2 separate regions of the Homo sapiens genome follow, and region 2 is linked to region 1. A link is an interaction called in ENCODE POLR2A ChIA-PET data of the cell type or tissue named here. Cell type or tissue: A673. All regions are shown on one strand. Links, peaks and the distances in the headings refer to the core of each region. The heading gives the core; the rest is flanking DNA.

The links. Peaks named below come from ENCODE experiments on the same cell type or tissue, not always from the same donor. Only the 100,000 strongest peaks of a DNase experiment are listed, where the experiment ranks them.
Region 2: POLR2A ChIA-PET joins it to region 1 with 5 read pairs; 1 of 35 experiments calls an interaction of 5 or more read pairs at or near these places.

What each region holds. Positions count from the first base shown.
Region 1 is chr12:62,278,594-62,282,993 of GRCh38, forward strand. The region is part of intron 1 of USP15 (ubiquitin specific peptidase 15); the gene reads left to right. Among named protein-coding and RNA genes, the nearest start is that of USP15, 20 kb to the left of the region's middle. In A673, for the core only: no CTCF peak of the experiment used is centred there; no DNase peak of the experiment used is centred there; H3K27ac peaks cover 351 bases.
Region 2 is chr12:62,700,860-62,705,259 of GRCh38, forward strand. The region is part of intron 6 of PPM1H (protein phosphatase, Mg2+/Mn2+ dependent 1H); the gene reads right to left. Among named protein-coding and RNA genes, the nearest start is that of MIRLET7I, 99 kb to the left of the region's middle. RefSeq lists enhancers at 1,146-1,749, 2,958-3,559. In A673, for the core only: no CTCF peak of the experiment used is centred there; DNase peaks (open chromatin) are centred at 1,912, 2,302 and 2,602; H3K27ac peaks cover 1,643 bases.

The DNA.
Region 1 (4,400 bases), core at 1-4,000:
ATCATATATGTAGTTTGTCATTGGCAAGAAAGTCATTATGCAGTGCATGACTGTATACAGATGGTCCTCAACTTAATGATGGAGTTACAGCCTGCTAAACTCATTAGAAATTGAAAATATTGTAAGTAAAAAATCCATTTAATATGCCTAACGTACCATACAATATAGGTTAGACTAGCCTACCTTAAACATGCTTAGAACACTTAAATTAATCTACAGTTGGGCAAAACCAGCTAACAGAAAATCTGTTTTATAATAAAGCATTGACTACTGTACTGAAAATGAAAAACAGAATCATCGTATGGATATTAGAAATATGGTTTCTGCTGAATGCTTATCAGTTTCACACCATTATAAAGTCCAAAAATCTTAAGTCACACCGTAAGTTGAACTGTCTATATCAACTTTTTTCATTGTAGTAAGAATACTTAACATGAGCGCTGCCCTCTTAATTTTTTTCTGTACAATATAATATTGTTAACTATAGGCACAATATTGTACAATAGACTTACTCATTTTGCATAACTGAAACTTTATACCCACTGAATATCATCACCTCCTTATTTCTTCCTTTCCCCAGCCCCTGGCAGTCACCATTTTACTCTGTTTCTATGACTATGATGTTTTAGATACCTCATAAGTGGAATCATGCAGGATTTGTCTTTCTGTGACTCATTTACTTCATTTAGCATAGTGACCTTCAGGTTCATCCATGTTGCTGCATATGGCAGGATTTTCTTTTTTCAGGCTAAATAGTACTCCATTTTTCTTTATTCTTTCATCCATCAAAAGACATTAAGGTTGTTTCCGCATCTTGGCTATTGTGAATAATGCTGCAGTAAACATGATAGTACATATATCTTCAGGACTCTGATTTTAATCCTTTTGGATATGTACCCAAAAGTAGGATTGCTGGATCATATGGTCATTCTATTTTTAATTTTTTGAGGAACCTTCATACCATTTTCCATAGCCAGTGCACCATATTATATAGTCTACAAGAGTTCCAATTTCTCCACATCCTCACCAACAGTTACCTTTTGTTTTTTTCAATAATAGCCATCCTAACACGTGTGAGGTGATATCTCATTGTGGTTTTGATTTGCCTAATTAAGTGTTGTAACACCTTGAAATTTTCAAAAACAAGCATTAGAAAAGAACCGACTGCATGTATAATAAGATAGAGCTGTAATTGATTTTTTCCTTTATGCATGATCTGTTGTGCCAGTACCTTTTATAGAATAGTCCATCTTTGCCTATTAGTTTGTAATGATGCTTTTGACATATGTCTTCATATATATGTGAGTCTGGCTCTTATTTCTTTCCACTGTTTTCATTGGTCTTTTTACTTCTCTCTATGCCAATATCACATTTTCTTAATCACAGCTTTGACACTTTGTAACCTTGGGCAAGTTAATTTCTGTGTGTATATATACTCCATCTGAAATTAAGATAATAGTACCTACTTCATTGGGTAAATGAAAATATATGAATGTGCTTAGAAGTATGCACATGGCTCAAGAGTAAAACTCAAATATTAGTGATTTTGTTATTAAACTTAATAAAGGTAATAATTAACCTTAATATGTTAATAATTAATAATAAATTAAGCTTAATAAAGAGGCTTAGTAATGAGGAAACTGAGATTTCCACTTTGTTTTTCTTCCAGACTTTCTGGGGAAGTGGGGAGAGGGTTATGGAGGGATTCCCTGAAGCAGTGACATTTAGGCAGATATGTGAAAGATTATAGTTGTTAACTATGTGTCTTAGCCCCTTCAGGCTGCTATAACAAAGTACCTGTAAGTGGCTTAAAAACAGCAAATTTATTTGTCACTGTTCTGGAGGCTGGTAAGTCCAAGATGACTAGGTACTGGCAGGTTCTGTGTCTGGTGAGGAGGACACAGCATACTTTCTGGTTCATAGATGGAACCTTCTAGCTATAGTGGAAGGGATGAGGTGTCTCTCTGGGAGCCTCTTTTATAAAGGCATAAATTCCATTCGTGAGGACTCTGCCCTTATGATCTAATCACCTCCTAATTCCCTATCCTTGGGGGTTAGGATTTTAACATTAATTCTGGGGGAGGAGACACACGCATTCAGACCATAGCTCTACATGTTGAAAAGAATAAGGGAATTTTCTAGGTAGAAGGGGTTATGAGGCAGAAAATGGTGTGTCAAGGAAATGAAAGAAGGCTCTTGCAGCTGGATCTGGGCACAAAGAAAAATGGTACCAGCTGAGTCTAAAGAGGTAGCTAGGGATTAGATCATGCAAGACCTTTTAGACAATGTTAAGCATTTTAGACTTCATCCTACATAGTTATAACTATTTGTATTGGTTGATATCCTAATGACTTTAAGTCCATAAAAGAAACTCAAAGTGAAAATTGGGCTTATCTGGACCCTAATAGTATATAAGGATTAAGAATACCATTGAGAATATATGAATTCAGGTCTTTGTTCATTGTTTGTAGTCTTTGTAATCTGTTGATTCCGTTCTAGTATTTTATCAGTTCAGATTGAACATTGGGAATTTTGGCAGATTTCATAGATGTAGAAGTATAGTTTTTACAGTGCAACAGATCTATATAAATGTATTGAAATAAAATCTTTTCATTTATTTGTCTGTGTCATCTAATCTTACCTTTCTTAGTCTTCTTTCTTGTCTACGTCTTCTAATCTCATCTTTCTAATATATACCTAACAACACTATACATTGTTTCTGGAGTAGATTCTCCTATTTTTCTTTTTCTGTTTGCTTTTTGAGACAGAATCTTGCTCTATTGCCCAGGCTGGAGTGCAGTGGCATGCTCTCAGCTCAGTGCAACCTCCACCTCCTGGGTTCAAGCAATTCTTGTGCCTCAGCCTCCTGAGTAGCTGGGGTTACAAAAGTATGCGCCACCACACTTGACTAATTTTTGTATTTTTAGTGGAGACGGGGTTTCAACATGTGGGCCAGGCTGGTCTTGAACTCCTGGCCTCAAGTGATCCAGCCATCTTGGCCTCCCACAGTGCTGGGATTACAGGCGTGAGCCACAGCACCTGGCCAGATTCTCCTATTTTTCTACTTTCCTGATGTTTCATTACCATAAAATTGTGTAGATAGCCCTAAGAGAAATATGGTGCCCTTTTTCAATTGAAGATAGTATTGAAAGCAATTAAATATCATCAAATGGGAAAGTCTCCTATCATAATAGTATCATTGTACAGAAAGAAGTCACTACAAGATCTAGGAAAGATAGTTGATACAGAAATATATGACAATAGACAGTTGACATAGAAATGTATGACATTATAGAAGGTTTACCAAGTATATACTTTTAGTACCGCAGTCCCTTTTTATCTGCAGAGTATAAGTTCCAAGACCCTCAGTGGATGCCTGAACCTGCAAATAGTAGCAAACCTTATATACACTGCTTTTTCCTATGCTTACATATAATAAAGTTTAATTTATAGGCCAGGCACACTGGCTCATGTCTGTAATCCCAGCACTTTCGGAGGCCAAAGTGGGAGGGCACCTTGAGCCCAGGAGCTTGAAACCATCCTGGGCAACGTAGTGATATCTCATCTCTACAAAAAATAAACAAAATTAGCTGAGTTTGTGGCACATGCCTGTAGTCCCAGCTACTCAGGAGACTGAGGTGGGAAGATCACTTGAGCCAGGGAGGTTGAGACTACAGTGAGCTGTGATCATGCCCCACTGCACTCCAGCCTGGGTGACAGAGCAAGACCCTGTCTCCAAAAAAAAATAAATAAATAAGTTTAACTTATAAATTAGCCACAGGAAGATTAACAGCAACAATTAATAATAAAATAGGACAGTTATGACAATATTCTGTAAAAGTTATGTGGATGTGGTTTCTCAAAATACCTTACTGTACTGTACTTACCCTTTTTGTAATAGTGTGAGATGATAAAATGCATAGGTGATGAGATGACATGAGGTAAATGACATAGGCATTGTGATGTAAATGGAAGATTTCAGAAATAATTTATAGGTTTTAAATTACATGTGTGCTGCATAGCATGATGAAATACTGTGCCATTCCACCCAAACTGCCTTCAAGCCCTCTTGGTTATCAGGTTGACTGTTGCAGTATCACAATCCTTATGTTCAAGTATCCCTTATTTTATTTAATAATGACCCAAAATGCAAGAGTAGTGAGAGTACCACAGTTGACAGTTAACCCGCAGAAAGTGAAACTGCAGATAAAAGGAGGCTACTGTATAACTGTAAAGGATTTATTAAGTACTTTGGGAGATAAAACTCTATATCTTAAAAATGTCTAAGTAACTATAAATAGAATTTCTATACTTTTCCACAAATTGTTTTTAATGTGTTTTATAAATGATATTTGTAACTGTAGTATTAATGTTATCTCAAGTCCATATTCTATTTTTAA
Region 2 (4,400 bases), core at 293-4,292, 420 kb after region 1:
CCAGATGGTCTTCTTTAACATTGTTCCTGTCCCCCAAATTTCCTAGTCCCCTTTCCTGCTTTATTTTTTTTCCATAGCATCCACCACCACCTAACAGTTAAAGAATTTTACTTCCTTACTATGGTTATTTTTTCTACTGCTTCTTCATGCCCTTTAAGTTCTATGGGGATAGATTTTTGTTTTGCTACCTATGGCATCTCCTATACCTACAAGAGTGCTCAACATATAATGGGTACCCAATAAATATTTGGTTAAGCAAGCAAATTAATACTACCTTCCCTATGCAGAGGCTTTATTCGTATTTTCTTGTTCCATAATATATTTGCAAAACAAAAGCAAAGAGTCTCCTTGTTCGGCTGCTTTCTATGTCTGACTATGCTGTTCCGGCTGATGCTCACTCACAAGCACCCCTTTCCCACCTTTGCCCTAGTGGGCTAGGTGCTGTCCTTACAGGCTCAGACATTCTCTATGAACATCTGAATTTGAGATGCCCATGCAGCCACACCGAAGCCCTTTTACCCTAATGAGCAGCAGTTATAGGACTTCTCCACCATAAACATACTTTGTCTTTGTGGCAATTTTATACATCCCTTCAGTAAAGCTTTGCTCACACTGTCCTCATAGCTGGGAGGCCTGCTAGCAAATCTCCCACATTTCTCTTTTAATCCACAAGCATCACTCTCCACCTTAAAGTTCTCCACTGAATTCCCGTCATCTTAAAATACAATCCAATGATGAGGCCCTCCATGATCTGGCCTTTGCACTCTGACATCGTCGATCACTCTGCTACGCCTTGTAACAATGGCTTTCTTGTTTGTTTGTTTTTTTTTTTTGACACACCAGGGGGCCTGGTCATTCCTTCTGTCTGGGCCATTCTTCCCTTTGATCCTGCCATGCTGGCTCCTGGACATCACTTGGAAAGGCCTCCCCTGACCACTCATCTACAAGTCTGGCGTTCTCTGCTCCTGCTCATCCTGCTTCAGTGCTTCAAGCACAATCTGAAATGCTCTTATTAATTTGTTTACCTTCTGTCCCAACATCCTGCACATTAACTCCATAAAGGCACAGACTTTCTTCCTATTTACCTGTCTATCTTTGTATCTACAATTGTGCAAGCACATGGTAGACATAAAGTAGACACAAGCTAAATGGATGAATGAATGAACAAAGGCTGGTATCTCTCCCTTAGCATGTCAGTTTCCCTCTAAAGATATCCCCCATTCACTCTGCCTTAATAGCTAGCTTTTCTATGGCTAATATTCATGGCTGGGTTCCCATTGGTGATACCTCTGACATATGTTTACCTACTTATATTAAAATTTCAAGTTCCCCTTTATTATTAGTATATATACAAATAGTTATAAAATCATAAAAAATAACATTTATGATTCTCTCGTCTATTCCTTTCTCAGTTCCTTAGTACCACGTCAGAATGGCAGTTTTTTTGCCACAGCTATTCACCAGTGTATATGGTGTTACCAAGACAATTTTCTAACTTGGTTTAAAGGCAAGTTCCTCCTTTAAAGTTCTTCCTAGTCTTTGCTGGATTCCTCCATTTCCAGGAAGAGCCCCTACTCTGATTGCTTAACCCATGGGCCAGGAACCTAGAGTTCACACTTTGGCATCATCAACATAAATCACTTCCCACGATCTCCCTTCTCTTCTAAGTCATGACCTTGAGCTACAGAGAGAGAGAGAGAGAGAGAGAGAGAGAGAGAGAGAAATACCACTTGTTTCCCTAAGTCTTAATTCCCTTAGCAAGACTTCAAAGTCATTTAAGAGGAACGAGAGGAACGTGATCCCCTCCGGGGGGTATAACAGGGGACCCTATTATGCTCCCTTCGGGGACAGCATAATCTCAACAATTCACTTGTGCAGCTCCAATGACACACACCAGTGAGTCACATTCTTCCACTAATCTCTAGACATTGCCTTGGCTGCCTCTTCTCCCCTGGGGATCTTCCTTCCTGGAGTCTCTCTTCCCTCCTGGCAGAGCCCACTGTGGTATTAAAGCACACCAGGCTTGGGGTCAGAGGTTCTGAAGTCACATCTCAATCGTCATGTGAACTGGCTGTATGAACCTGGGAAAATCCCTCAGACCTCACTGAATCTGCCTCTTCAACTGGACACTTCATAGGATGGTTGCAAGGATTAAGGGCAAACATGTCTGGGAACATCCTTTGTGAAGGATAAGGTGCTATTTGGCCATCAGTTGTGGCTATTAAGGTCTTCGGAGCCTCATTCTTTCTTCCATGCAGATGTAGAGCTAACAGGCAACCGTAAGCAGGAAGACACAGCACATCCCCGTAGGAAAAACCACTTCCTGCTGAGCAATCAAGCCACCTAATTCATACTTTTTCTACTGTAAGCATGAAGGAGCATACCCGTGCAACTTTATCCAGAACAGTCCATTGTTCTCCTCTAAAATGAGGACTCAGATACTCAGAAGGATGCCTCAGAGATAATAATCTAAAGAAGGTATAGCTGGGTTAGATTGAAATAGTCATAAAAGGAGCCCTTTTTTTTTTTTTTTTTCCTTAGCTGGGAGCTCAGTGCCCCTCCAGGAGGGAGGAGAAAGCCACAGGCAGCCTTGTTTTCTTCTCATTAGAAACCAAGTCCTAGCCCGGCAGAGGCACATTCCACAGGGGCTGGTTGGGTTTGGGAGGAGGCCGGAGCACAGAAACATCTTCGGTCCCCCTTCTTGCCTTTCTATAACAAAATCTCAGCAGTAGCTTAAATCTCAGGAGGCCTGGGATGAAACACCACCCAGGCCTGGCTGGACAGGAACAGACATAAGCCTGGAGCCCAAATGCTACTTGTGGCTTTTAAGAGCTTGGCATGACCCCAGTTAAGCAATTCTGGAATCCACAGAGGCTCTCCCTTGACTCCCCTCTCCCCACACCCACTCTCCTGAGACCTTCCTGCAAAAAGCAATGCAGGATTGGCAACCACCTCGTGCTTCCTTTTTTTCTGCCAGCCATCTGTATTTCCAAAGGAATCAGGCCCCAAGTCTAACCACAGTGCTCAGTAAATGGAGGCTGCTTTCTGAACCTTCAAGCGGCCTTACAGCAGGCAGCCAGCTCTTCCCCCCTCACTACATGAAAGAGAGAGAAAGCGTGTGTGTGTGTGTGTGTGTGTGTGTGTGTGTGTGTGTGTCCTTTAAGGCAACACAAGAAGAGTCTGATGTTTGGTTAGATCTTACTATTATATTTTAAATGTCATCTTTTAGAGTCTTTTTTTCCCGGTTTCTAAGATTCACTTTGCCTTTGGATGGAAACTGTCTGCTGGAAAGACAGAGCTGCACTGTGAAGGAGAGTGAATCTGAGGCATGCTTAACAACAGCAGGCTCAAGTCAGGGTTGTGGAGCAAGGATCAGTCCCCAGGGTGAGTCTGAAGAGGCTGCGAAACACCCTCTATCCAGCTGGGAGTTTTGGGGCTTAGAATGTTTGGAGATGGACCCAACATCTCGCCCCAGGCTCATCATTGTATAGCAGGCTTTAAGTATGTATAAATCTAGTTTTGGGGGTCATATTTTGGCTCATTGGGTTCCTGAATTTATGTGTTGGAAGATATTTTCAGTAGGTATCTGAATGATATGATCCCTGGGAAAGTTACCCTGTGGGATGGAAGCTCTCCAAACAAATGCTACCTTGTTTTCTTTCTTTGGTCCTTGGAGTGTTCTTTAAATTAGTTGAAGCCTATAGGCCTTAAGCTGTGAACAACCTGATAGACTTCTGCTAATATAGTGCAAGTTAGATTCAGGCACAAATAGTACCTTTGAATTGTGAGTGTGATTAATATTTGGTGATAAACAGAAGAGGGCTGGTAGCAGCCTAGCTTGTGCATACCTGGCTACCACCTGCTCATCTCCTTAGCCACAAGAAAGGCTGCTGGCTTTTTTTCCTCCATGAAAACTCTCCATAATGGGGCCCAAGCTCTGGTCCCCGACAATGCAGCTGCCCTGGAGGAAATCACCTGATTGGTAGGTTTAACCAACAGTCCCTAGGAAAATGCCTACCTCCCCACTTCTCCCTATCAGCACGCCTGAGCCAGACCCTGCCTGGAGTTCTGAGAGTAGTAAACATTTCTCTCTTTTGGCCTAAAGATTCTTCTTCTCACCAGGCCTATGGAAAATAGCAAGAGGCAACAGAGATTGCTCTCATTTTGCTGGTCAATGTTCTTTGGGAGACTCTACTGGGTTACAGCAGAGGTTTCACCGGTGGTAAGAAATATATCAATCCTGTTAACCCAACATATGCACAAACACACGGCAAAAAACAATATTTACCCTAACTATGTGATATACACCGATATTTTCTTTCTATCCTGTGCTATTCAATTTGTTTAAAATGCTGCTCTCCATATACTAAACTGATTTCACAATCCTGTGAATGGGTCCC